4 separate regions of the Mus musculus genome follow, and all the other regions are linked to region 1. The links are chromatin contacts, found by Hi-C or POLR2A ChIA-PET in ENCODE. All regions are on one chromosome and are shown on one strand. The core of a region is the stretch at or near the end of the contact, and the rest is flanking DNA. Distances in the headings are between cores, read along the strand shown. Region 1 holds the start of Malat1 (metastasis associated lung adenocarcinoma transcript 1 (non-coding RNA)). Region 2 holds the start of Pola2 (polymerase (DNA directed), alpha 2). Region 3 holds the start of Kat5 (K(lysine) acetyltransferase 5). Region 4 holds the start of Capn1 (calpain 1).

Region 1 (6,928 bases), core at 1,244-3,743:
TAGGACAATATGGCAGTGAGACTCTGTCTCAAAACATGTCACCCTATACACTTTATCATTTTTTTTAATTCCAGACAGGGTTTCTCTGTGTATCTCTGGCTGTCCTGGAACTCACTCTGTAGACCAGGCTGGCCTTGAACTCAGAAATCTGCCTGCCCCTGCCTCCCAAGTGTGCCACCACTGCCTGGTGACTTTATTTTTATTTTATTTTTTAAAGAAACAACAACAAAGCGTGGGGTCTCCTATCTGTCTTGGCTCACCTGGAACCCTCTATGTAGAACAGCCGGCCCCGAACTTGCAGAGATCCAGCCCTACCATTTTAAAGATTGGTTTCATTTCCCTGGCCTCCAGAACGGTCTTAGACCCTCCCCCCAGCAGAAGCAAAGCAGAAACAGAAGGTCGGGGGAGGAGAGGGAGGTGGGTAGGTTAAGAGGAACGATGAAGAACACCTTCTGCTAGTTAACTTTGCCTAATTATAGATGAATCACAGATGCCCGACACTCAGATCACCGCCCATAATTTAGGTGACTCAAGTTTTTGTCCTTTCAGAACTAAAATTCTAAAAAATTTCCAGGCCCAAAGCATCCATCAAGTGTGCCTCTAGAGAGGAACCGTTTGCACTCAGTAACATTCCATTCTTTAGGGCTTCTTACAGACAGAAAAAGAGAAAAGTAGGGCAGTTTTGCAAGGGTCACCTGAAAGCTGCTTAAACAAGCCCCAGGCTTGGTACACACAGCTTTAATCCAGCACTTGTGTAAGGACCTGAGTTTGAGGCCAGCCTGGTCCAGAAACCCTGTCTCAGGAAAAATAAATAAGGAAGAAAGAAAAAGCTTAAACTGGCCATTGGGATGGGAAGGGAGGCAATGGTCTAACACTGGACCTCCAGCTTTGCTAGAGCCCCACCTCAGTCTAAGGGTGCCTCTCTCCTTTAGTTTTATAATAGAATATTCATGTAATTTTATGTCCTTAGTGACTATCAGCCTGTATGGTCATTAAGTTCTGTCTACCCTGGGAAAGCCTCTGCCCAAACCTCCCTATTCACAGGTCCTAGAACGTAGAGGTGGGGAGCAGGACGGTGCCGCCAGGCCGTGTGCGATCGCGAGCTCTGGATCTCAATGCGCCCCGGGGCGCTGTTTCCCACGACTCCAGCAGCTTTTCTAAAAATCCAGGCAGCCTCCAGTTTACGGGATCAACCCGAGACTCGCTTCCCTTTGAAAATTCTAGAGTATAAAGTAAACGTACGAGCAAAGTATGTGTCTTAACACTTAATGGATGACATAGAGACCAAAAAAGCCATGTCCGTGGGCCCAGTAGGCCGCAATAAGGGGCGACCAGGAAACTGCAGCACAGCCCCCCGCAGCCGCCCTGCTCCCACACCAGTCATTCCAGCACCGTGGTGAAGGCGCTTGGGGGCGGGGCGGGGCGCGCCTGCGCAGCGAGGCTCTGCAGCAGAAACTTTGCCTAGACCGGCTGGAACCGGTTAGAACCGGTCGAACCCGGCCGGCTGCCAGCCCTCGATTCAGCAGCTCACAAAGGGAGGCGGCGACTCACGACCCGCGTATCCTTGCGCCTCTCCCCACCCCCTTTGTCCTCGCGACGGGTTCCGCGGTCCTCCCCGCCCTCCCTGGCGCGGCCCCCGCTTTCTGCGCCCAGTGACGCTTTCTCCATGGTCCTGGGAGAAAGAGAAAAACATCCTTTCCCCTCCGTCGTAGTTTTAGGAAGCGATGAGATAGACCTGGGGACCTTGCCGCCACGGGCCGGGCTCTGACGGTTATTAGCGCAGTGCGGGTGGTGCTCGGCATGGCCGCCAAGGTCGCCGTGCCCTCACCTGCAGCGACCATGGCCTTGCTGGGCTGAGACCGCAGCCTAACATGGCGGACGTAGGCAAGCACCAAAGCGCTCGTGTACCCGGGCTCGGAAAAGTGGCCCCGAGAGCAGCCGGAGGCTGCAGGTCGTCCCTACAGGAGCATTCCCAGTATAAACCAGTACAAAGTGTCACCACCTCAGAAGCCACTCGCAGGGCCGGTCACTTTCCGAGAGACCTCCATCTTGTTTCGCATGAAATGGCAGCCGCTCGGGGAGTTACAAAATGGGAAGTGGAAGCTGAAGCTGTGGGAAAGCCTGTTTTAACACTTGCAACATACGCTATACCCTCTGTCCTCCCAGGAAAACGCAAAAGGTGTTGAAACATCTGAAAAACTTGGGGCTCCCATTTTTAATAGCTATTAGTTCATGTTTTTTCTCCTTGTGACCAGAAATTTTAAACCTATTTGTACCTATTTAGCTGGTACAAGCTAAACATTTCTCTGTATTAGCAAGGTCCAAGAGGCCCACACGACGTCAAGAAAAATCTAGAAACTTGGAAGTCAGGATCTATTTTTAACTCTCTGAGGAACTATTTTTCTTCCTTCACCAAGGTGGTGGAGGGTTACTAGGTTCCGGTGGAGTGACGTGTCCCTTTGCAATAAATACCGGCGCTCCGGGCTCTGCGTCAGGCATTCAGGCAGCGAGAGCAGAGCAGCGTAGAGCAGCACAGCTGAGCTCGTGAGGCAGGAGACTCAGCCCGAGGAAATCGCAGATAAGTTTTTAATTAAAAAGATTGAGCAGTAAAAAGAATTAGAACTCTAAACTTAAGCTAATAGAGTAGCTTATCGAAATATTACTTAGTCTTAATAATCTAAGAAGATCTTAAGAGATAACATGAAGGCTTATTTAAACAGTTTGAAAAAGGAAATGAGGAGAAAAGTATTTGTACTGTATAATGGAGGCTGACCAGAGCAGTTTAGGAGATTGTAAAGGGAGGTTTTGTGAAGTTCTAAAAGGTTCTAGTTTGAAGGTCGGCCTTGTAGATTAAAACGAAGGTTACCTAAATAGAATCTAAGTGGCATTTAAAACAGTAAAGTTGTAGAGAATAGTTTGAAAATGAGGTGTAGTTTTAAAAGATTGAGAAAAGTAGGTTAAGTTGACGGCCGTTATAAAAATCCTTCGACTGGCGCATGTACGTTTGAAGGCATGAGTTGGAAACAGGGAAGATGGAAGTGTTAGGCTAGCCGGGCGATGGTGGCGCACGCCTTTAATCCTAGCACTTGGGAGGCAGAGGCAGGCGGATTTCTGAGTTCGAGGCCAGCCTGGTCTACAGAGTGAGTTCCAGGACAGCCAGGGCTACACAGAGAAACCCTGTCTTGAAAAAACAAAAAGGTTAGGCTAGTATTTGGAGAAAGAAGATTAGAAAATGGAAGTGAAAGACGAAGAAGACATACAGGAAGGTGAAGAAAAAGCTGTTAGAGAAGATAGGAAAATAGAAGACAAAGCATCTTTAGAAGACAGAAAAGGTACTTAAAGGCACAGGTAGTAGGAAGCCGAAGAATAGAAGATAGAAAGAAGCAAGATAGAAAAACAAAATGGAAGTTAAGACAACTTTGGATGCCAGCATTCAAGATAGGCAAAGAAGATAAGATTGAGGCCAAAAGGTTGGATAAGATATAAAGTCAGAAGGAAATTATCTTTAAAGCCATAAGTTCAAATTTCTGATGGAGCGAGCAGTTTAGAAGAGTCTTTAGACAGCCACATACAAGATTGAAGCTAGCAATCAAAGCTACTAGGACTGAAGTAAAAAGTTAAGGCAGAATGCCTTTGAAGAGTTAGAAGAATATTAAAAGCCTTAACTTGTAGCTTAATTTTGCTTGATGACAAAAGGACTTTTGATAACAGTTTCAAGATTGTCAGCATTTTGCATTGGACTTGAGCTGAGGTGCTTTTAAAATCCTAACGACTAGCATTGGCAGCTGACCCAGGTCTACACAGAAGTGCATTCAGTGAACTAGGAAGACAGGAGCGGCAGACAGGAGTCCCGAAGCCAGTTTGGTGAAGCTAGGAAGGACTGAGGAGCCAGCAGCAGCAGTGCATGGTGAAGATAGCCCAGGAAAGAGTGCGGTTCGGTGGAGGAAGCTAGGAAGAAGGAGCCATACGGATGTGGTGGTGAAGCTGGGAAAGGGTTCCAGGATGGTGGAGCGAGAGCGAGTTGGTGATGAAGCTAGCTGGCGGCTTGGCTTGTCAACTGCGCGGAGGAGGCGAGCAGGCATTGTGGAGAGGATAGATAGCGGCTCCTAGACCAGCATGCCAGTGTGCAAGAAAGGCTGCAGGGAGAGCATGCGGTGCGGTAACATTCCTTGAGGTCGGCAACATGGTGGTGGTTTTCTGTAACTTGGATGGTAACTTGTTTACTTTGTCTTAATAGTTATGGGGGAGTTGTAGGCTTCTGTGTAAAGAGATATATCTGGGGCTGTATGTAGGCCTTTGCGGGTGTTGTAGGTTTTTCTTTTTCAGGGTTATGTCCTCTTGCATCTTGTCAGAAGCTTTTGAGGGCTGACTGCCAAGGCCCAGAAAGAAGAATGGTAGATGGCAAGTTGTCTTTAACCGCTCAGAGGGGAATGAATGGTAGAGCCAGCACAACCTCCCAGTTTTGTAAGACGTTGTAGTTTGAACAGATGACCTACCACAAGCCTCACTCCTGTGTAGGGGAGGTAATTGGGCAAAGTGCTTTTGGGGGAATGGGGGCAAAATATATTTTGAGTTCTTTTCCCCTTAGGTCTGTCTAGAATCCTAAAGGCAGATGACTCAAGGGAACCAGAAAAAAGGAAATCCACTCTCAGGATAAGCAGAGCTCGCCAGGTTTACAGTTTGTAGGAAGTAGAGGATGGATGCTAGCTTTCACACTGAGTGTGGAGGAGCTGGCCATGGCGGAATTGCTGGTAGTTTACTCTTTCCCCCTCCCTTAATGAGATTTGTAAAATCCTAAACACTTTTACTTGAAATATTTGGGAGTGGTCTTAACAGGGAGGAGTGGGTGGGGGAAACGTTTTTTTTCTAAGATTTTCCACAGATGCTATAGTTGTGTTGACACACTGGGTTAGAGAAGGCGTGTACTGCTATGCTGTTGGCACGACACCTTCAGGGACTGGAGCTGCCTTTTGTCCTTGGAAGAGTTTTCCCAGTTGCCGCTGAAGTCAGCACAGTGCGGCTTTGGTTCACAGTCACCTCAGGAGAACCTCAGGAGCTTGGCTAGGCCAGAGGTTGAAGTTAAGTTTTACAGCACCGTGATTTAAAATATTTCATTAAAGGGGAGGGGTAAAACTTAGTTGGCTGTGGCCTTGTGTTTGGGTGGGTGGGGGTGTTAGGTAATTGTTTAGTTTATGATTTCAGATAATCATACCAGAGAACTTAAATATTTGGAAAAACAGGAAATCTCAGCTTTCAAGTTGGCAAGTAACTCCCAATCCAGTTTTTGCTTCTTTTTTCCTTTTTCTTTTTTTGAGGCGGGCAGCTAAGGAAGGTTGGTTCCTCTGCCGGTCCCTCGAAAGCGTAGGGCTTGGGGGTTGGTCTGGTCCACTGGGATGATGTGATGCTACAGTGGGGACTCTTCTGAAGCTGTTGGATGAATATAGATTGTAGTGTGTGGTTCTCTTTTGAAATTTTTTTCAGGTGACTTAATGTATCTTAATAACTACTATAGGAACAAAGGAAGTGGCTTTAATGACCCTGAAGGAATTTCTTCTGGTGATAGCTTTTATATTATCAAGTAAGAGATACTATCTCAGTTTTGTATAAGCAAGTCTTTTTCCTAGTGTAGGAGAAATGATTTTCCTTGTGACTAAACAAGATGTAAAGGTATGCTTTTTTTCTTCTTGTGCATTGTATACTTGTGTTTATTTGTAACTTATAATTTAAGAATTATGATAATTCAGCCTGAATGTCTTTTAGAGGGTGGGCTTTTGTTGATGAGGGAGGGGAAACCTTTTTTTTTCTGTAGACCTTTTTCAGATAACACCATCTGAGTCATAACCAGCCTGGCAGTGTGATGACGTAGATGCAGAGGGAGCAGCTCCTTGGTGAATGAGTGATAAGTAAAGGCAGAAAAAATAATGTCATGTCTCCATGGGGAATGAGCATGAGCCAGAGATTGTTCCTACTGATGAAAAGCTGCATATGCAAAAATTTAAGCAAATGAAAGCAACCAGTATAAAGTTATGGCAATACCTTTAAAAGTTATGGCTTATCTACCAAGCTTTATCCACAAAAGTAAAGAATTGATGAAAAACAGTGAAGATCAAATGTTCATCTCAAAACTGCTTTTACAAAAGCAGAATAGAAATGAAGTGAAAATGCTGCATTAAGCCTGGAGTAAAAAGAAGCTGAGCTTGTTGAGATGAGTGGGATCGAGCGGCTGCGAGGCGGTGCAGTGTGCCAATGTTTCGTTTGCCTCAGACAGGTTTCTCTTCATAAGCAGAAGAGTTGCTTCATTCCATCTCGGAGCAGGAAACAGCAGACTGCTGTTGACAGATAAGTGTAACTTGGATCTGCAGTATTGCATGTTAGGGATAGATAAGTGCCTTTTTTCTCTTTTTCCAAAAAGACCTGTAGAGCTGTTGAATGTTTGCAGCTGGCCCCTCTTAGGCAGTTCAGAATTTTGAGTAGTTTTCCCATCCAGCCTCTTAAAAATTCCTAAGCCTTGCACCGATGGGCTTTCATGATGGGATAGCTAATAGGCTTTTGCATCGTAAACTTCAACACAAAAGCCTACATGATTAATGCCTACTTTAATTACATTGCTTACAAGATTAAGGAATCTTTATCTTGAAGACCCCATGAAAGGGATCATTATGTGCTGAAAATTAGATGTTCATATTGCTAAAATTTAAATGTGCTCCAATGTACTTGTGCTTAAAATCATTAAATTATACAAATTAATAAAATACTTCACTAGAGAATGTATGTATTTAGAAGGCTGTCTCCTTATTTAAATAAAGTCTTGTTTGTTGTCTGTAGTTAGTGTGGGCAATTTTGGGGGGATGTTCTTCTCTAATCTTTTCAGAAACTTGACTTCGAACACTTAAGTGGACCAGATCAGGATTTGAGCCAGAAGACCGAA
Region 2 (6,893 bases), core at 3,789-6,288, 160 kb before region 1:
GTTCCTGGTAAGAGGAAGGAAGTGGACCCTATATTTTGAAGAGAGGGGCTTCAAAGAATCTTGGGACATATTTTTAGGCCATTATTCTTTGAAAGCTGCTGTAGTGGCACACATACGTAATCCCAGCACTCAGGAGGCAAAAGCAGGAGAATCAGGAGCTCATGGCTCCATGGAGAGTTCGAGGTCAGCCCGGGCTATCGGAGACCCTGACTCAAAACTAAAAAAAGAAATGATGTGGAAGCCAGATGTGGCAGCGCATGCTTGCTGGCCTAGCTGTTCTAGCACAGCTGTAATACCAGCACTTGGGAGGCCTGGGATAGGAGAGTTACAGGTTTGAAGCCAGTATAGGCTACATGGTGAGTCCCTGTGTAAAACATAAAAATAAAAAAAGGACTTAGACCCAAAGAGCAGGGTAATTCACCTAGTCAATGCGCTAGGAAGACCTAGGCTTAATCTCTTCCACACATCCAACATATTCAGAAAATCATCATTTAAGCATGTCTCCACTACGAACTTTGGTTTGTTTGTTTTTTTGAGACAAAATCTTACTATATAGGCCCTGGATGACCAGGACCTTGCTATGTAGAAGATGCTGACCTTGAACTCACAGAGACCTGCCTGCCTCTGCCTTGAAGGTACTGGGATTAAAAGTGTGTATAGAGTTGGACAGTGGTGACACACGCTTTTAATGCCAGCACTTGGGAGGCAGAAGCAGGTGGATCTCTGAGTTCAAGGCCCGCCTGGTCTACTGAGTGAGTTCCAGGACAGCCAGGGCTACACAGAGAAACCCTGTCTCAAAAAAAAAAAAAAAAAAAAAAGTGTGTATAGAGAGCAAGCCCGAGACTGTAAATCACTTGGCAGTTAGGACATGCACACAAGATTTGTCTTTCAAATATGCTTGGTTTATTATCACAAACATTCCTTACAATATACTAATATAAAAGTTAGACATCCTACCAAGTGGGGAGCAGTTGTTTGGGCAGAAATGCTGCCGCAGGGTCCCACTGTTAGGATGCCTCGAAAGCTTGCAGGCTTGACCCACATCTACCATGAAGTCCTTTGGCTACAGCAGTCTGGAAGGATGGCACCCATGAAGGTCTAGGAGGTCTTTGAGAGTGTAGGCCAGCGCTGACAGTGGACCCAATGACAGCGCTAGAAGTTCTAAGTCATTGCAATCCAGGCCACACACAGTCTCCAGGGCTCTTGCCAAAGATATCAACACAGAAGCTAGAAAGGCCATGTTTTGTCATCGTGGCAGTGGGATCATAGAGACCGTTCCCAACGCTCACATCTTTGTATCATTTCATTGGGGGAGTAGCTTTGTGTTATCAGGGCTCACAGCTCGGGGCTGGTTCACTAGCACACCAACACTACCTTGGAGTTAGTTCATCAGTTTATCTAGGCCTGTCCTAGACAAGGCGCCTAGCTGAGCCTGCCAGGGTATCGCTTCAGAGGCCTCGCTCTTATCAGTGCTACCTGATGGCAAGCTCAGGTATCAGTGATTTCAAGTCCCGTGTTCCTCACAGATGCACAGCACCATGCTTGGCTCAGCGCAGACACTGTTGAGGTGTCTCACGTCCTCTTGTTATTGTTCTCCTAGTATATACTCCCGGAGAACTCAGGAGAGGGTGTCACAGGGGATCTTTATTATTATTATTGGTTATTTTATTTACATTTCAAATGTTGTCCCCCTTCCTGGTTTTTCCTCTGCAAATCCCGAATCCCATACCCCCTCCCCTTTGCCTCTATGAGGGTGCTTTCCCACCCATCTACCCACTTCAGCCTCACCACCCTAGCATCCCCCTACACAGAGGCATAGAGGACCAAGGGCCTCCCTCCTATTGATGCCAGATAAGGCCATCCTCTGCTACATATGCAGAGGGATCTTATGGCTTTATCTTTTTCTCCTTGGTTCATTTTGTTTTTTGTGTACACTCTGGGGTCTGCCAGCAGCCCCCACCATCAGTTTCATGAAGTGCAAGGGTCCGATGACCTGTCCAAGGTCACAAAGGGCTCAAACCCAATGTGAGTACAGTGGGTAGGAACCTGTGCCAGTCTGGGGAGGCTCTCCACTGCCTAGGAGATCCTAAGCCAGTTCCCCTGACCCTAAGCTTCCTCCATAGATTTGCATCTTTTGAGAGCCTGCCAGGAGCCAGGCACCAGGTCAGAGCAGGGAGTGTTCTGATGGGAATATACCAGTCCAAACGTGAGCTGCGTGCAATCCCAACAGGGATGAGGGTGAAGAAGAGGCCCCGGAGGCCGTGCAGGATGACACAGCAAAATGCTACAGAGATGAGATAGGAAGAGTCAGCTTCAGGAGTGAGGAACATTCCAGGAGAGTACTGGGAGGGGCACTCGGCGCCATGGGACACATCCAGGCTTGAAAGGAGGAATGTGAGAGGAGCCCACTAGAAGGGGTTGGAGCTGACAGGGTCACAGTGGCTTCAACAGGGCCTGAGCACGCAAAGGCTGGGGATGTGGCTCAGCAGTAGAGTGCACACCCAGGGAGGAAAGATGACTGGGAGACACCCAACTGAGCACAGGCTTGGTGACCTCGGTTGCTGTCCCACTCCTTCAGAGTTACCATCACTCCCTACCTCTGGCCACAGGCCACAGTGCCTCGTAGGCAGCTCCATAAACTGTGGCTTTCCTTCCTCCCTCCCTCCCTCCCTCCCTCCCTCTCTGCTTCCCTTCATTCTTTTCTTCCTTTGTCTTATTTTGGTTTCTGCCTGGCCTCTAAGGGTTACCTTAAGAAACACTACTGCCAGGCAGTGGTGGCGCACACCTTTAATTCCAGCTCTTGGGAGCCAGAGGCAGGTGGATTTCTGAGTTTGAAACCAGCCTGGTCTACAGAGTGAGTTCCAGGACAGCCAGAGCTACACAGAGAAACCCTGTCTTGAAAAAAACCAAAAGAAGAAAAAAGAAAGAAAGAGAGAAAGACTACTTTGGCTGGATGGGATGTGTGTGGTGTTGCTCAACTTTAATCTCAGCAACAACAATACTTTGGGGCGGGGGCTACAGAGATGTTTGACATTTAAGAGACTTACTGCTTTTGCAAAGGATCTGGGTTCAATTTCTAGAACCCACATGGTGGCTAACAATTTAATCTCTAAGTCCAGTTCCAGGAAATCTGATGCCCTCTTCTGGCCTCCTCAGCATCAGACATACCTGAAGTCAAAACATTCATACGCACAAAATAATAAAATAGTCAAAAGATTACTTTGGGGGCTGGAGAGGTGGCTCAGTGGTTAAGAGCACTGACTATTCTTCCAAAGGTCCAGAGTTCAAATCCCAGCAACCACATGGTGGCTCACAACCATCTTGTAATGAGATCTGACAGCATTTTCTGGGTGTCTGAAGAAAGCTACAGTGCACTTAGACATAATAATAAAGAAATCTAGAAAGAAAGAAAGAAAGAAAGAAAGAAAGAAAGAAAGAAAGATGGCTTTGCTTTATTTATGCATTCATTTGAGGCAGGGTCTCCTGTAGCAGGCTGGCCTTGAACTTCTGATGTAGCTAAGGGTAACTTCTGGTCCTTCATTCCCAAGTACTGGGATTACAAATGTGCCAATGGCCATCAGATTCTGAGGGTCACACCCAAGGTTTAGATACGCCAGGCAAGCACTCTGCCAGGTGTGCTACACCCCTAATCTCTAGAAATGGGTGATAATTGGTTCAAGGTTTGTGAGGCTGTATTTAAATCTTACCTCTCTTTATCAGAAAGGCCATAAGCCTCAGATGTTAATGATGTGTGGCAGCACTGAGGGACTAAATCGTAGTGTTGTGTGACCTTGCTGCCACCTGGTGGCTAAATTCCTGCAGCCCAGCCCAGTGCTTCCTGCTACTAGTGTGAAAACCCAGTAAAGTTTTGTTTTGTTTTGTTTTTCTGTTGGACAGACTTAAAATGTGGGCCTAGTCGGCTGCAGTCTCGTGTTAATATCTCACCTCAGCCTCCCAAATATTGAGATTGAAGCTTTGAGCCACGATGTTCACTGAGAAAGTTGAAGTTCAATCAGCCTTTAAACACACAGACACACTTTGTTTTTGTTTTGAGACAGGGTTTCTCAGTGTGGCCCTGCTGTTCTGGGTGCCATTCTGTAGACCAGGCTGGCCTTAAACTCAGTAATCTTCCTGCTTCTGCTTCCTTAGTGCTGGGGCTAGCGGCATGGTTTTAAATGGGTGTTTGTGAGTACCTGAGTGTATGTATGTGCACCATGTGATTGTAGGAGCCTGTGGAGGTCAGGAGGTCTCAGGTCCCCTGAAACTGGAGTTAGAGGCAGCTGTGAGCCACCACACTAGTGCTGGAACCAAACCCAAGTCCTTTGTGAGATCAGTAAGCGTAACTGCTAAACCATCTCTGCAGTCCTGTTTGGTGTTTCTTGCTTGCTTGTTAGGGTCTCTCTGTATAGCCTTGGCTGGAACTTGCAGAGACCTGCCTCAGCCTCCAAGTGCTGAGATTACAGGTGTGTGCTACCAGGCCTAGCTTCAAACCGTTTTTTCTTAAAGGCTCTGCCAGTCTTCCATTCCATTCTTAGGGTGTCACAGATCAATTGACCTAAGCCAAATCAATGGAGATTTTGGTTCGAAAATTTGGTAAATACATCAAGAAGAGAATGCACTCCTTGTTTTACTCTCTAACCACTCCCCCTTCAGTGACCTGCCCTCCCGCTATCCCCGTGACTGACAATCATAACAGCTATAATAACCACATTCCCTACGAAAGCGTTAGATCAGGACGAACCAAGGCAGAGCAGGATGGAGATGCTGAGGTGGGGGAGGAAGGAGCTAACGTGCCCTTCCAGGGCCGTGCTGGACACACGTGTCAGTCACTGCAAGATACAGACAAACAGCGCCTCCTGGCCAAGGGTAAAAAAAAAGGGACAAACAAGCATCGCAGAGCTTAGCAGAACAGGCGACTCCTGAAACAGCCACAGTACGGGGTCTCGATTCTCAATTTCCGCGCGGAGTGACGCGCAGAGGCGCGTTCTGCGCAGCTGCAGTGGGAGGACCGGCGCGTGCGCGGGGAGGGCGGGGCCCGAGCAGAACCTCGCGCAAGCGCGCGCTAGGCAAAGCGTTTGGCGGGTTTTTCCTGTGCTGTGCTCCTCACGGAGAAGCTAAGGTGTAGTCCTCGGAAGCAAGTTTTCTCTCTGGATCGAGACCTCTCGAGGGCTTTTGAAGTATTTCTCTGTGACCTGGTGGCTGGGGTCGTTTGAGGGCTTAGGCCAGGTGGTCTCGTGACACGTCCCTGTCACCTTCCGGTAAAGCGAAAGGATAAGCGTCTGCAGGGTAGAGCTGAGGTCGGGGCCCGGCGGCAGGCGCCCGGCCACTCCCGGGTCACCATGGCCGTGTCCACCCAGCAGCTGGCGGAGGAACTACAGATCTTCGGCCTGGACTACGAGGACTCCCTGTTGGAGAAACGTGAGTCCCGAACCGAGAGGATCGCTTCCAAGTTCTATATGCTTGTGTGGTACCTATTGGGTCCCGACTAAACAACAGGTGACATTACCAATAGGAGACATTGGAACCGTTTGCATCTCATACCTAGTCATCTCTTGCTCAATGACTTTTCTCATTAGAGGTTTTTTTGTTTGTTTGGTTTTTAAAGACAGAGTCTTTCTGGGTAACCCCAGAACTCATTATGTAGATTACTGTGCTGGCCTTGAACTCACGGAGATCGCCTGCCTCTGCTTCCCGAGTGCTGGGGTTAACGATGTACACCACCATGCCCTGCTCATCAGAGTTTTTAGTGATCTGTGCAAATAGGAATTCCTCTAGGTGGATCCTAGTCCTTTATTTTAGCTTTGGAAGAAACTTCAAGGTGCTTATTGGCTCCCTCTCTTTATAGATGGAGGGACATGGGCAAGGAGACTTAGTTGCCTGATTGTGTGCCGACCCCTGACTTTTGCTCTGGAGTACAGTGCCTCATCCTATTGCTCCACAGAGACCAGTGGTAAAGATTTAAATCACACATCTCTCCTGGAAGATGTGTGCATCAGTGTCAGAATAGCAGTGTGTGTACCCCTTGAAATTCTTACTGTAGGAAATAAAACCGTAGTATAAGTGGGCTTGCCTGTTACCCCAGCACGTGGGAGGCTGAGGCCTGGAGGATCATAGAGAATTCAAGGCTAAGAGCTGAATTAGTGCCATCCTGTCTGCTTTGCTTGCTATAACTCCAATATCTGACACCTTCACACAGACATACATGCAGGCAGAACATTAATGCACATAAAGTAATAATATATACATTTTTTTAAAAGAACTTGAAATCTTTTGAAGATTCTGTGCCCTGGGGCTGGAGAGATGGCTGTGTGGTTAAGGGCACTGACTGCTCTTCCAGAGGACCGACATTCACTTCCCTGCACCCAAGGGATCTGCAACTCCCATTCCAGAGGATCCTGTGCCCCTTTCTGGCCACCTCAGGCACTGCATGCATGTTGTACACTTCAATGCAAGCTAAATACTCATGCATATAAAATCAAGTTTAGGTGTTACTAGAAAAAAAAATTGTCCCTATAAAGCTAACAGGTGTGTTTTCTGCTTTTCTTTGTTGTTGTTGTTGTTGTTTCTGTTGAGATGAGGTCTCAGATTGCACCTGAAAGCAGGTGTCACCAACTGGGAGGGGTGTGTCTTTTGCCTAAAGTGCTTTGTTGACCCCACTCCTGAGTTCTCCCCTTCCTGATTACAACAGGCCTCTCCAGAAGGGTTGTCCATACTGGATACCTTAAGTTTCCCTTTCTGTGGCTTTTGTCCTCCCGGTCATAGGAACCTGCTGTTATGGGGGACTGATGACCTTTGTCTTGCCAAAGGCAGGGCTAAATTTGTCCTTATTTGAATTATCAGCAGCATTTGCCGCTGTTCACTGTCTTCTCTTTGTTAAAATCTATTCTTTTAAA
Region 3 (6,744 bases), core at 4,122-6,621, 190 kb after region 1:
GCTTCTGTGATTAGTTCATATTGGAGCCAGTGAGTTCTGGGTATGTGGGGAGTGGAAGGAGCCCTGAATAATGTGTGCTACTGATATGGGGCATTGCCATTCCAAGGATCCTCAGACCCATGGGAAAATGGACTCTTAGAATATCCCCCAATACTTGTAGGGAAATGTCTAACTCTAAAATTACATCACACTAGAAGAATTCACTTTGGGTATTTAAAGGAAACGGAGCCAAGCATCCTTGTGCCTGTTAAGTGGTTGGTTTACTTTGCATGTGATCCACCTGAATTCCTTGGCCCTGGGAACCAGCCTCTGGGCCCATCTCCAGCACAGTAACAATAGCCAGTGTTTATTGGGATGGGCTGTGCGCCAAATGTTGAGGTATATACTGTTGAAATGTCAACAGGCATCTAACACTACAGCCACTCTTTATAGTACCACTAAAATCACACCATTATAGGTCAGATAAAAGTGACAGGCCAGGTACACAGCTTAATTGGGGAGAAGGGGAAGGCGACCCAGTGCTGTCAGCCCTGATTAATTTTAAGTAGTCTGTCCCGACTAGTGTTACAGGTAGTTGTGTGTGCTGGAAACTAAACTTATTTTCTCTACAGAAACAAAAGCTTGCACCATTTGAGAAGAGGTACTCTTCATAAGATTTGTCTGTAAGGCCAGGCAGTGGTGACACACACCTTTAATCCCAGTACTTGGGAGGCAGAGGCAGGTGGATTTCTGAGTTCGAGGCCAGCCTGGTCTACAGAGTGAGTTCCAGGATAGCCAGGGCTACACAGAGAAGCCCTGTCTGGAAAAACCAAACCAAACCAAACCAAACCCAACCCAAACCAAACAAAAACCAGATTTGTCTGTAAGCAAGTCTGAAGTGTATTTTTAAAATTAGTGATTGATGTGGGAGGCCTCAGGCCATTGTGAGTGGTGCCATTCGTGAGCAAATGGTCCCAGGGTATATAAGAAAAAAGGCTGCACAAGCTACAGGGAAGCATACATGCTAGCCAGTAAGCATCATTCCTGCCCCAACTTCCCGAGATGATGGACAACAAGCTGTAAAATGAAATAAATCCTTTTCTCCCCATGGTCATGGTGTTTATCACAACAACAGAAACCCTATGTAAGATAGTCTGATATTGGAGATATGCTCCTTTAATTACAGCTCTTGGGAGGCTGAGGCAGAAAGATCATGTGTTCAAGGCCAGCCTGGGACTTAAGAACAAAGGAATAAAAAAGAACGGGAGGGCAAACAGCTATCTTCTCAATTGTAGTTGTTAGGACCGAGAGGACTATGAGGACACAGGTGCTGGGAGGAGCCTCAGGAGGGCTTGTCGATTTTTCTGATCCTCCCTTTGACCCCACAGCATTTAGCTAAGGAAATGGGATGCTGCTTTCAGCTGTCCTGGCAGATGAAGGTCCTTCTTGATATAGGGTAGAAACCAACTTCCCTTTAACTTCTGTGGGATGGTCAGCTTCTTGCCCTATGGGATTTTATAGAAGACACTGGCTGGCTGCCCCCACCCTGGGAATTATCACATTTTGACTCAACTGGTATTTACAACATGCCTGGGATATAGCAATGAACAAAATAATTAAGGTATATTGTCACCTTAGTAATGTGTCATTTGTTTTTGTATTTTATTTATATTATTTTACTCTTCCCTAACACCCCAACCCCCAGGAGACAAGGTTTCTCTGGGTAACTATGGTTGTCCTCTAATTTGCTCCATAGACTAGGCTGGCCTCAAACTTAAGAGACCCAACTACCTCTGCCTCCTGATTGCTGGTATTAAAGGTGTTCACACTACACACAGCTTTTAACTTGCTTTTTTGAGACAAGTCTCACTATATAATCCTGGGTGACCTAGAATTCATTAATCAGACCAGGTTGGCCTCCAAGTCAGAGATCTGCCTGCTACTGTCACCCAAGTCCTAGGATTAAAGGTATACCTTCTCACACTTATTCATTTTATACAAGGTCTCACTACATAGCCCAGACTAGCCTCTTGCCTCAGCTTGTAGTATTGGGACTTTAGATATCAGCCACCACTCCTGGACAGGGTTGACATTTTTAGAGGAAGAGACAGCAAGTTCCCATTGTTGACACCTCTAATACCCTGAGGTTTCTGTGGAACTTTCTAGTTTTTCAGATCTGACAGCCTTTGGACAAGTGGCCCCAGACAAGATAGCTACACAGTATGTCCACATAGCCAGGAAGACTTCTAAGCTCCACTCTGGCCATATCGCAAGTAAACAGTAAAGGAAATCTTACTTCCCCATCAGGATATGGCCAGTAAGGAGTCTGAAGATAAGCCAAACTCAAACCCTCCTTTCCTCTTCTTTCCTTCCTTTTTTTTTTTTTTTAAGACAGGGTTTCTCTGTGCAGTCCTGGCTATCCTGGAACTCACTCTGTAGACCAGGCTGGCCTTGAACTCAGAAATCCGCCAGCCTCTGCCTCCCAAGTGCTGGGATTAAAAGTGTGTGCCACCACGCCCAGGTCTTTCCTCTTCTTTTAAAAGGAGTCCTTGGGGCTGGAGATGGCTGAGTGGTATGAGCACTGGCTCTTCTTCCAGAGGACCCAGGTTTTATTCTCAGCATCTATACACTGGCTTACAACTACCTTTAAATCCAGTCTCTCTTTGCTGGCACCAGGCAGGCATGCAATGCACAGACACACATGAGGCAAAACACCCAGACATGTAGAATTAAAAAACAAACAAACAAACAAAACCCCTTTTTAATGTGTGCCAGTAGCTTGGCTTGGATTTAGGCTCCTGAAAGCTCTGGAAATCAGCTTGGGCATCCATGCTTCACATGCTCATTCAGTGTTTCCTGGGCCTGTGGCAGTCAATAAACATGAGCTAGGTGATCTGCTAGTGGTGCTGAGGAGACAGCGGCAAACAAACAAATCCCCACAGTGCAAAGGTTTATGATGTTAAAGAGTGACCCGGACTGACGGTACAGAAAGCAGAAAGCAGAGAGAAGTACATACAATGAAGGAGAAATTGTGTGACTTTTATATAAAAGAACTTGTTAGAAGACCTGGAGATGACTCGGTGGTGAAGATTGTACTTGCAGCATGCACTCTGGGAAGTTTACAACCAGCTCCAGCTCCAGGTGCTCCAACCCCCTTTTCTAGACTCCAGGGGCACTTGCACTCAGAAGAACAAAACCACACTTGGATACATATATGTACATAATTACAAAGGCTGGAGAGAAGGCTCAATGGTTAAGAGCACTTGCTACTCTTGCATAAGACAGGGGTTCAGGGCTGGAGAGATGGCTCAGTGGTTAAGAGCACTGACTGGTCCTGAGTTTGATTCCCAGCAACCACATGGTGGCTCATAACCATACATTTGTAATGAGATCTGGCGCCTTCTTCTGGAGTGTCTGAAGACAGCTACAGTGTACTTACATATAATAAATAAATAAACCTTTTAAAAAAAGGTGTTGGGGGGGTGGGGGGGTAGGGGGGTGGGGGTGAGATAGCTCAGTGGGTAAGAGCACCCGACTGCTCTTCTGAAGGTCAGGAGTTCAAATCCCAGCAACTACATGGTGGCTCACAACCATCCGAAACAAGATCTGACTCCCTCCTCTAGAGTGTCTGAGGACAGCTACAGTGTACTTACATATAATAAATAAATAAATAAATAAATAAATAAATAAATCTTTTTTTAAAAAAGTGTTCAGTTCCCAGCACCCACAATGCCTCCTTCTGGCCTTCACAGGCACTGTGTGTAATGGGTGCATGACATACTCAGGTGAACAGACATAAATAAATAAAATAAAATACATAAATTAAAAAAAAAAAAGCCTCACGGAGCCAAAGCAAGGAAGCAGCAATGGCTCCACCCCTGTGAGGCTGTTGTGAGTAACAGTGGTGATGCTTCAGTTCCTCAGGGGAAGACTGGATGTTCTGAAAGATGGCACAACTCAGAACTCACAAGAGAGAAAAATGCCGTGTGCTGTCATATGCCTGTTGTCATCCTTGTGACAAGTCCCAGGCCAAGCAGGGCTACACAGTGAGACTTCACCTCAGAACAAACAATAACAAAAGGCCTATTGGCTTTTCAGTACTTCTTATGCTGAACATATTTTGCACACAGATCAAATCCAAGTGTTATTATTAATGCTCCTGTGATGAAACCAATCCTTTACTTCTGCACATAAACTCTTCTCAAAGTGGCCAAATGGACCCGAAACCATTTAAACTGGGAACACTTAGAAGTAAGGCTAAAGGGCCCCACTACACCCTTTAGGCATGTTATCAATATCTGTGATAGTTATTTTTGGTTGTCCATTTGACTACATCTGGATTTCACTAAAACCCAAAAATGGAAGAACACATACGTGAACAATTTTGCCTACTCTGAAGTGGGAAAACCCACTGCTTTGTGTTTTTAAGAGGATTTCTCAGTGTAGCCCTGGGTGTCTTGGAACTTGCTCTGTAGACCAGGCCTGCCTCTGCCTCCCCAGTGCTGGCAAGCTGGCTTGGTGGAAGATCCACTTTGAATTCACATCTTTGAGGAGGGAGAACACACCTTTGTTATTCAAACCTATTCTTGTTATTCAAAGTCAGAAGATGCACCTTCTGCTGGAAACTAAAAGAAAGACATGAAACAAGATTTTCCTCCCTGCCACCCCCAGGACAGGGCTTATCTGTGTAACCCCGCTTGTCCTGGAACTGACTCTGTAGACAACGCTGGCCTCAACTCATAGAGCTTCGCCTGCTTCTGCCTCCACTGCCAGCCTGCTTTTACTCTGCCTACTTGCTCTCACTCTCGTTGACAAGTCCGCTCCTTCACTGTCATTAGCGCCTACTTCTTTGGGATTCTGATGTATAATGAAGACCAACTGAGACATCCATTCTTGTTGACTGAATGCCTACTGGAATTTTGAACCTTCCATGTATACAGCCACATATATACTATTTTAAAAATAGAAATCCAGTATTAACGGAAAAATCTTGCTAAGCCCCCAGGCCTGTGCAATCTTATGCAGACACCTGGGTGGATCTCTAAATCCCTTCAGGTCTACTGACTCCCCAGGGTTCAAAACCCCACTCCTTAGCTTCTTACTCAGGGTGACACCTCACACTGCCACTAAGAGGCTCGCCAGAACACTGCCTCTAGACAAAGCCTAAACATGATCTGAGTGACCGGCGTCGCACCCGGTGGGCGTCACGTGACAGACTCGGCGTTCCTCCAATCGCTGTGCGAGGAGCGGGGATTCCATCTAGTACTTGGCCTCAGGTTTACAACGTCCTGCTCTTCCATTCCCCAAACGGGCCGGCTTTTTGCTACCAACCAGCTAGCAGTGATTCTCAAGTGTTTCCCTTTCAAACAGCTTCAAGGGGCTCGGGCCTATAGCGCACTCAGCTCCGGAAGTGACGTCTCCCAGAGGGGCCGGAAGTGGCAGTGGAGGGAGGGAAGATGGCGGAGGTGGTGAGTCCGGTGCCCGGGGCGGGGCGGAGGGAGCCAGGGGAGGTGGGTAGAGCCCGAGGCCCCCCAGTAGCCGACCCTGGCGCCGCGCTGTCTCCCCAGGGGGAGATAATCGAGGGCTGCCGCCTGCCCGTGCTGCGGCGCAACCAGGACAACGAAGATGAGTGGCGTGAGTGACGTCGGGGGGCGGGTCCAAGGAACCTGAGGGCGAGGGGCGGGAGGGAGTCAACGATCGCACGGGAGGGGGAGGGGCTTCTGCAATCCCGGGGCGGTCGCAGATACTCGGGAGGAGGGGCGTGGCTTTTGGACGTACGGAGATGATCCGGGCGGGGCTTGGAGAGAGGTGTCACTTGGTGACTAAAGGGGTCTTGAACCAGCCCCTCTGAGTGCTGGGACACAGGCCTCCAGCCTGGAGGTGGGATTCAGGTCGAAGGGTGGAGTCTCCTGACCTGCCCTGGCTAAGACTCCCTGTCTGTGTGGTTCTCATAGCCCTGGCTGAGATCCTGAGCGTGAAGGACATCAGTGGCCGAAAGCTTTTCTATGTCCATTACATTGACTGTGAGTCCTGGGCCTGGATGGAGTGGGGTTGCTGGAGAGGGTTGAGGGCAGCCTCTGGCATTCCCTCCTGAGCCGTTTTCACTGCTGCAGTCAACAAACGTCTGGATGAATGGGTGACTCACGAGCGGCTGGACTTAAAGAAGATCCAATTTCCCAAGAAAGAGGCCAAGACACCTACCAAGAACGGACTTCCTGGGTCCCGCCCCGGCTCTCCCGAAAGAGAGGTGGTGAGTAGGTCCCCCATTTCATCTTTTCTCTCCTGCCTCTTCCTTCTTGCATCTCTTGGCCTCAGGGGTTCCTGAATGGGCAGGAGGCAGCATTCTTCTGCCATGGCTTCAGCTTGCAAAGGATGGGGACCAAGTTGCAGGCGTAGCTTCCAGAGTCCAGCACTGCCTTGCTTTAGAGAAGGCAGAGGGTGGGATTCCATGCTGAGGGGCCCATCCCCCCCTTCGCCATCCCACCACCATCCCCACCCCAGAGGAAGACCCTGGACCTATCTCTGCAGCCGGCCTCCGCCCAGGCCAGCGGGAAGACCTTGCCAATCCCGGTCCAGATCACACTCCGCTTCAACCTGCCCAAGGAGCGGGAGGCCATCCCAGGTGGCGAGCCTGACCAGCCGCTCTCCTCCAGCTCCTGCCTGCAACCCAACCACCGCTCAACGGTACCCTCAGCAATTCCAGGGACCTTGCTTTCTTCTCAGGTCCCACCTTCTCTACCTTCTGACCCACCTTTCCTGGTTTCT
Region 4 (6,435 bases), core at 3,223-5,722, 210 kb before region 1:
CATGGGTGTTTGAATGAGAATGGCCCCCATAAGCCTATATGTTTGAATACTTGGTCCCCAGTTGGTGGGATTGTGTGGGAAGGATTAGGAGCTGTGACCTTGTTGGAGGAAGAGTGTCAAAAGTCCATTGCATTCTCAGCCACTGCTCCTGTCCCCTCCCTGCCTGCTGCTGTGCTGTCACCATGACGGCCATGAGCTCACCCTCTGAAACCATAGCCCCCATAATGGCTTCTTTTGTTTCTTTGTTTGTTTTTTCCAAGATAGGGTTTCTCTGAATAGCCCTGGCTGTCCTGGAACTCACTCTGTAGACCAGGCCAGCCTCGAACTCAGAAATCTGCCTGCCTCTGCCTCCCAAGTGCTGGGATTAAAGGCGTGTGCCACCACTGCCTGGCCCATAATGGCTTCTTGTCTAAGTTGGCTTGGCCATGGTATCTAAGCATGCAACAGAAAAGCAACTAAGACATCTGCCCCTTCTTCTCTCCTTCCTATTCTTCCTGCTGGGGCTCGAACCCAGAGCCTCGTCTATATTAGGTTTTTGTTTGTTTGTTTTTAAGACAGGATCCTGAAGTTTCAAACTTGTTATGTAGCTGAAGATGACTTGAATTCCTGATGCCCTGCCTCTACCTCCCAGGCGCCGGAGCAAAAGAGCACACCACCATGCAGTTTAAGCTGTGCTCGGCATTGGATGGAGGGTTTGAATGGTAGTTTGAATATGCTTGGCCCAGGAAGGTGTACTATTAGGAGGTGTGGCCTTGATGGAGTCAGGGTGTAGGCGGGGCTTTCAGAGTGTAGGCGGGGCTTTGAGATCTAGTGCTCAAACTCTGCTCAGTGTGGAAGAGTCTCTTCCTGGCTGGCTTTAGATCAAGATGTAGAACTATGGGCTCCTCTAGCACCAAATCAGCCATATGCTGCCATGCTTCCCACCATGATTATAACGGACTGAACCACTGAACCTGTAAGCCAGCACCAATTAAAGGTTTGTCTTTATAAGCGTTGCCTCGGGCGGCTGGAGAGATGACTCAGCTGTTAAGAGCACTGACTGCTCTTCCAGTGGTCCTGAGTTCAATTCCCAGCAACCACATGGTGGTTCACAACCATCTGTGATGGGCTCTGATATGTTCTTCTGGTGTTTCTGAAGTCAGCTACAGTGTATTCATATACATAAAATAAATAAATCTTTTAAAAATTAAAAAAAAAAAGTTGCCTTGGTCATGGTGTCTCTTTATAGCAATAAAACCCTAAGACAGAGAGCTTTGTGTGTGCTAGACAAGCGCTTTACTCCACTGAGCTACATTCCAAGCTCCATTTATTTACAAATTTGTTTGATATTTATGGTTGTTTGCACATGTGTGCACCATTTCGGGCAATGCTCACAGAGGCCGGAAGAGGGCGCCAGAATCCCTGGAACTGGAGCTACAAGTACTCACGTGGGTTCTGGGAACTTGAACCACACGCAATCTTGCTGCTCTTGCAGAACCATGAATCCAAGATGAGTTTATGCTACACAAGCAAGGCTGCATCTCAAAAACTAAGGAGACTTGCTATTTTCCATTTTTGTGCTCTGCTTATTACAATTGTTGGAGCAATATAGACACAATGTTATTCCCGCAGTTCACCATCAGGTTCATCCTTAATGTCGCTGCTCTGAGGGTTTACAGATACAGTGCACACAATACATGCCCTGTATCTACCACGACTGTAGCTTCCTGGCCTTGAAAACATCCTGTGATCCATCCAGTCAGCCCTTACTCCTCATCTTCTGCTAACCAGTTATCTCTTCATTTTGTCTTTTTTCTTCCTATCTTTTCCAGAAAGTCTAAGGTTCAGAATCATTCAAGACACCACTTTCTCAAGATGGTCTTTAAGAAGGCTCAGTGGGTAAAAGTGCTTGATGCCAAACTCGGCAACCCGAGTTCGATTCCTGGAACACACATGGTAGAAAGAGAGAACAGAAACATGGACACTAACGTGACTTATACATGCCCCTTGTTTCAAAAAAAAAAGAAAAGAAAAGAAAAAAAAGTGAATCGGTCTGGAGGGCATTGCCTGAGGACCAGTTTGTTTCTGCAGCTTAAAAGTAGACTCCATATTCCACCTTTCATGCTGAGGCTGGCACTACCCTCAATGATCATCTCGTCAAGTTCATTTCCTGGTGTGACAATGAATATGGGGACAGAACCAAGGTGGTGGCACTTAGGGTCCACATGGCTTCCAAAGAGTAAGGGCCTCTGGGCCACCAGGTCAAGCGGGATCAGGAGAGGAAGAGAGGGATTTCTTTGTTGGGGGTGTCCTTGCCCCTACTCAGCACCCCAACACACAGAACATCCCCTCCTTATAGTACTGCACCATAGGTCAGCAACAATGTTCAGGTCCCTCCAAAAGGGACACCTGCCACCTTTTTGACTTGAGCCATCCTTTTCTGTCCCTGGATTTTAAATATTTATTTATTTATTTATTTATTTTGGTTTTTCAAGACAGGGTTTCTCTGTGTAGCCCCCTTTGCAGTCCTGGAACTCTCTCTGTAGACCAGGCTGGCTTCAAATTCACAGAGATCAGTCTGTCTCTGCCTCCAGAGTACTGCCATTAAAGGCCTGTGCCACCACTGTCCTGCTACAACATTCTTTGATCGGGCTGCCCATGTCTCTTGACCCCTTCAGCCCACCCTTATTTAACCTCCTTTGCTTGTACAATTCTGAGCCACCTCCAATAGAATGACATCTAAACTAGCAGGGCTTAGTGGTAAATTCTGTAATCACAGCAGTTGAGAGGTGGCGGCAGGAGGATCCGGAGCTGAAGGCCAGTCTCAGCTACATACAGTTCAAAGTCGGCCTAGGCTACGTGAGACCTTATGTCAGGGAGGGAAGAGCTGGCGAAATAGCTTGGCAGTTCTAGAGGGCTTGCTGCTCCTCTAGAGGTGCTGGGTTCAGTTCGCAGCCTTCACATCAGGCAGCTCTTTGATTGCCTGTAACTCCAGCTTGTGAGGGTCTGAAACCCTCTTCTGCCCTCTTGTGCTTACTTGCATGCATGTGCACACATAAATAAAACAACAAAAATCTGAACCCCTGAATCTGCCTAACCCTGCCACTCTCCCCTCTTTTCTCCCCGGAGTAAGCAACACCCGCTACACCTCATGTCCTCTACCTGCCTAGGCTTTCTTCAGGCACCACCCTACCTCTCCCCCGCCCCCGGCCACGCGCATCTCCCCACCCTTGCCAAAGTTCCTGCCTTTACTGACACCTGCATTAGATGAGGCTTCAGTCGGGGAAAGTGTGTGGACCAACCCTTCCTCTCCATTAACCATGAAGGCAGAGGCGTCTTCATCAGCTCATGCCCAGCTGAGCATAACGCCCAGGTGCGAAAGTTAGACGCAGTCAGCTCTTAACTTTTGGAGTGTCGAGGTGCCTAGAATCCCAAGAAAAGCACCATCTATTCAATGAATGCTTGTCCATCTTATGTAGCTTGATCGGCCATGCTGTGACCTCTATAACTGTGAAGAGCCTTGGGACCGCTCCAATCCCTCTGCATCCTTGATGCTCCAAACTCTTGTAGTGCGCCCAGGGGGATCTGCAGGTCCTGTGTGAGCCTGCCCTGGTGTTCCGGGCCTCTGCTGCCCTCTCCCGGGTCAGGTAACCCCCACAAGGGAGCTGATCCCAGGTGCGCAGACCAATTACTTGAAAGAGAAGGCCAGAATGCTACACAAAGATTGGCTAAGGCCATTGTCCCTCTTTTTTTTCTGCACGGTTGGGGAAATCGAGGCACGGATTTACCTAAGGCCATGCAGGGTGTGCGCAAAGACCGCTAGGGCGGAGTGCTAGCTCTGCAGGCCTGCGCCCTAAGGTGAGGGGGTGGGGAGCTGGCTCAGCCCTACAGCGGGTCTGCGGCAGGGACCGGCCGGGGTGGGGCTACCGTTTGTCTAGCGTCCGGCAGAAGTCAGCTCTCATCCAGCCAGGGGCAGCTCCAGCAAGCAGTTGCAGCCACCAGAGGTAATCCCTGCTTCGCCGAGCGCCGGCTGGGCTGGAAGACAGCTGCAACCCAGAGGCACGCGGGGGCGCAGGAGGCGGGTGGAGGACTGTGTTGGCGGCGTCACTGAGCCGGATCGTCCCCAGTACCTTCCCGGAGGGCGACATAGGGTGGGGCCGGCGGCTCTGCAACTCGAGCTGCGGCCCTAGTTAAAAATACCCCTTGCCCTACCCTCTCTCTGGCCGGCGGTGCCCTTCTGTCCCAGTCCAACCCTTCTCACCCGGACCGGCGACCGGCTCCTCCCGGGAGACAACTCTGCCATTTACCAATTTGTCCTCTCGCAGAGCTGGCTTAGAGTCTGCAGAGGAAGGGGGCGGGGGGAGGGGACTGAAAGACACCCTAAGTAAGAGATAGTAAAAAAGTGTTGCGGGGGAGATAAGGGAGAGCCTAGAGGGAGCGGGGTAAGAGCCTCGGGCGTAGGTGGAGGACCAGGGAGGGAGGGACCAGGGCCGAGGGGCGGTGGAGGAGGGCGGGGAGGAGGGCAGGGAGGAGGGCAGGGAGGAGCGCTCTTCCTGGTTGGGCCCTGCCCTGAGCTGCCACCAAGGAAGCCAGCCCCAGGGACCGCAGCAATCTCCCAAACTCCCCTTCCCCAGGTAAGAAGTTGGGTGTCCAGACTACGACTGTTTGACCCAGGCCACTGCTTCTGGGGTTAGGGGGCTGTCGCTGATCAGCCCCTGCTTCAGGTCTTCTGTGTGTTTGCCTGAGGGTTAAGGGTCCGGAAGCAGCTCAACCCAGGCGCTCAGCTCAACCTGTCCGCTGTAGCTGGGCCAGTGTCCAGTGCTCTGATGTTCAGCTTGTGGAAAGGCATCAGTGCGTGGAGTTTTCAGTTCCTAAGCCGAGGAAAGGGGCAAATGAACTAGATGCTTGGCAGCTTTGTGGAGGGGAAGTTACAGGCAGGCAAATGGTGTCAGGGATCGTACCTGGAGTACCTCTGCTCTGCTGCTGTGGCTGGCCTCCACCCTATCCTACCTGCCTGGATGGCTGATACCAAACTGTCACCTCTGGGCGGTAAGAATAGGGAAAAGAGAGGTGGTGACCAGGATACCTAGAAACTGGACACCCCTTTCCAGATTCTGAGAGCCTAACAACAAGGTGGCTGAGAGTCCCAGGCACTGTAAAGGGAGCAGTGACCCATGTTTGGGGAGGAATGAGTCCAGGAGAATGTCGGCAGGCAGTTGTGTTTTATCCCTGGGAAGGCCTGCATCTCTACCAGGCCCATGTGTTCCCCAGGATGACAGAGGAGTTAATCACCCCTGTGTACTGCACCGGGGTGTCAGCCCAAGTACAGAAGAAGCGGGACAAGGAGCTGGGCTTGGGCCGCCATGAAAACGCCATCAAGTACCTGGGCCAGGATTATGAAACGCTTCGGGCAAGATGCCTGCAGAGTGGGGTCCTCTTCCAAGACGAGGCCTTCCCTCCGGTTTCTCATAGCCTGGGCTTCAAGGAACTGGGTCCTCATTCCTCTAAAACCTATGGCATCAAATGGAAGCGGCCTACGGTAAGAGGGCCACTCTGGGTGGAACTTGGTTCTGATGGTGGTGGGCAATGGGACTGGGCCCCCCCATTATTCGTGGTGTCTGGGTACCAGTTTCTAGGAGGGACTGGCCCAGGAACATGACCGTGGGTCTTGTAGGAACTGATGTCAAACCCCCAGTTCATCGTGGATGGAGCCACCCGGACAGACATCTGCCAGGGAGCACTGGGTAGGCCCCCAGGGGTGGGGTTCTGGGCGTTTGCCCCATTGTAGTTCTCCGTTCCCGTTCCATTGGGCACTGCCCCAACTCCTCCCTCCTGCAGGTCCAGACAGGTTTTGACTATCAGCATAGGTGCTGGTTCGCCCAGATTCCTGGGTCTTTTCTGTAAGCGGAGGGGAGATGAAGGGTACCCCACCCAGGGAATCCCTGGTGGCCCCCGGCATCCCACATACACAGCACCTCCCTCCCCTGGGCAGATCCGGAAAGCAAGCCTGATGAGGGTCTTTCCTATTCCAGGGGACTGTTGGCTCCTGGCTGCCATTGCCTCCCTCACCCTCAACGAGACTATTCTGCACCGAGTGGTTCCCTACGGCCAGAGCTTTCAGGATGGCTACGCTGGCATCTTTCATTTCCAGGTGAAGGTCCCTGCACCCTCCCTGGGCCAGAGGAATAGCTGACTTTAGGGAGATGGGAAAGGATGGCCCACAGCACTGTGAAGCTGAGATGGCCGGGGCCATGCCCTTCGAGGGCAGCCCTCCCTCTGGAAGGTATTTGGCCTCTCTGTGCCACCTCTGGTCAGTCATGTGTGAATGGTCAAGCAGGTATTTTCAGCTTGCAGCTCTCCTAGGTAAGGTTGTGCTTAGCAGAGAAAGTGTGGAAGAAGTGCTTTGGCTTTTTGCCCCAGCCTCAGTTTCCCCATCTTCACCTGTCAGTTCACCCT

The links. Hi-C counts contacts between places; a loop is a spot of excess contacts on that map. ChIA-PET counts read pairs that join two places held with the same protein, here RNA polymerase II (POLR2A).
Region 2: POLR2A ChIA-PET joins it to region 1 with 26 read pairs in Patski. The contact joins the promoter of Pola2 here to the promoter of Malat1 in region 1. A Hi-C loop is called at or near these places in 1 of 37 maps with a recorded cell type or tissue (heart). POLR2A ChIA-PET finds 5 or more read pairs at or near these places in 3 of 5 experiments (Patski and embryonic stem cell).
Region 3: POLR2A ChIA-PET joins it to region 1 with 13 read pairs in Patski. The contact joins the promoter of Kat5 here to the promoter of Malat1 in region 1. POLR2A ChIA-PET finds 5 or more read pairs at or near these places in 4 of 5 experiments (Patski and embryonic stem cell).
Region 4: POLR2A ChIA-PET joins it to region 1 with 15 read pairs in Patski. The contact joins the promoter of Capn1 here to the promoter of Malat1 in region 1. POLR2A ChIA-PET finds 5 or more read pairs at or near these places in 3 of 5 experiments (Patski and embryonic stem cell).

The regions. Positions count from the first base shown.
Region 1 is chr19:5,798,237-5,805,164 of GRCm38, reverse strand. Malat1 (metastasis associated lung adenocarcinoma transcript 1 (non-coding RNA)) reads left to right here and starts at 2,493. Exons shown (of 1, transcript NR_002847.3): 1 at 2,493-6,928.
Region 2 is chr19:5,962,351-5,969,243 of GRCm38, reverse strand. Pola2 (polymerase (DNA directed), alpha 2) reads left to right here and starts at 5,038. Exons shown (of 18, transcript NM_008893.3): 1 at 5,038-5,418. The coding sequence starts at 5,340.
Region 3 is chr19:5,608,721-5,615,464 of GRCm38, reverse strand. Kat5 (K(lysine) acetyltransferase 5) reads left to right here and starts at 5,371. Exons shown (of 14, transcript NM_178637.2): 1 at 5,371-5,447; 2 at 5,547-5,613; 3 at 5,934-6,002; 4 at 6,093-6,229; 5 at 6,508-6,663. The coding sequence starts at 5,436.
Region 4 is chr19:6,013,284-6,019,718 of GRCm38, reverse strand. It overlaps Capn1 (calpain 1), which reads left to right and starts at 4,472. Exons shown (of 22, transcript NM_007600.3): 1 at 4,472-4,613; 2 at 5,251-5,518; 3 at 5,654-5,723; 4 at 6,012-6,130. The coding sequence starts at 5,252. Gm10814 (predicted gene 10814) reads right to left here. Exons shown (of 5, transcript NR_045783.1): 2 at 5,363-5,490; 3 at 3,907-4,850; 4 at 3,236-3,402; 5 at 1,260-1,921.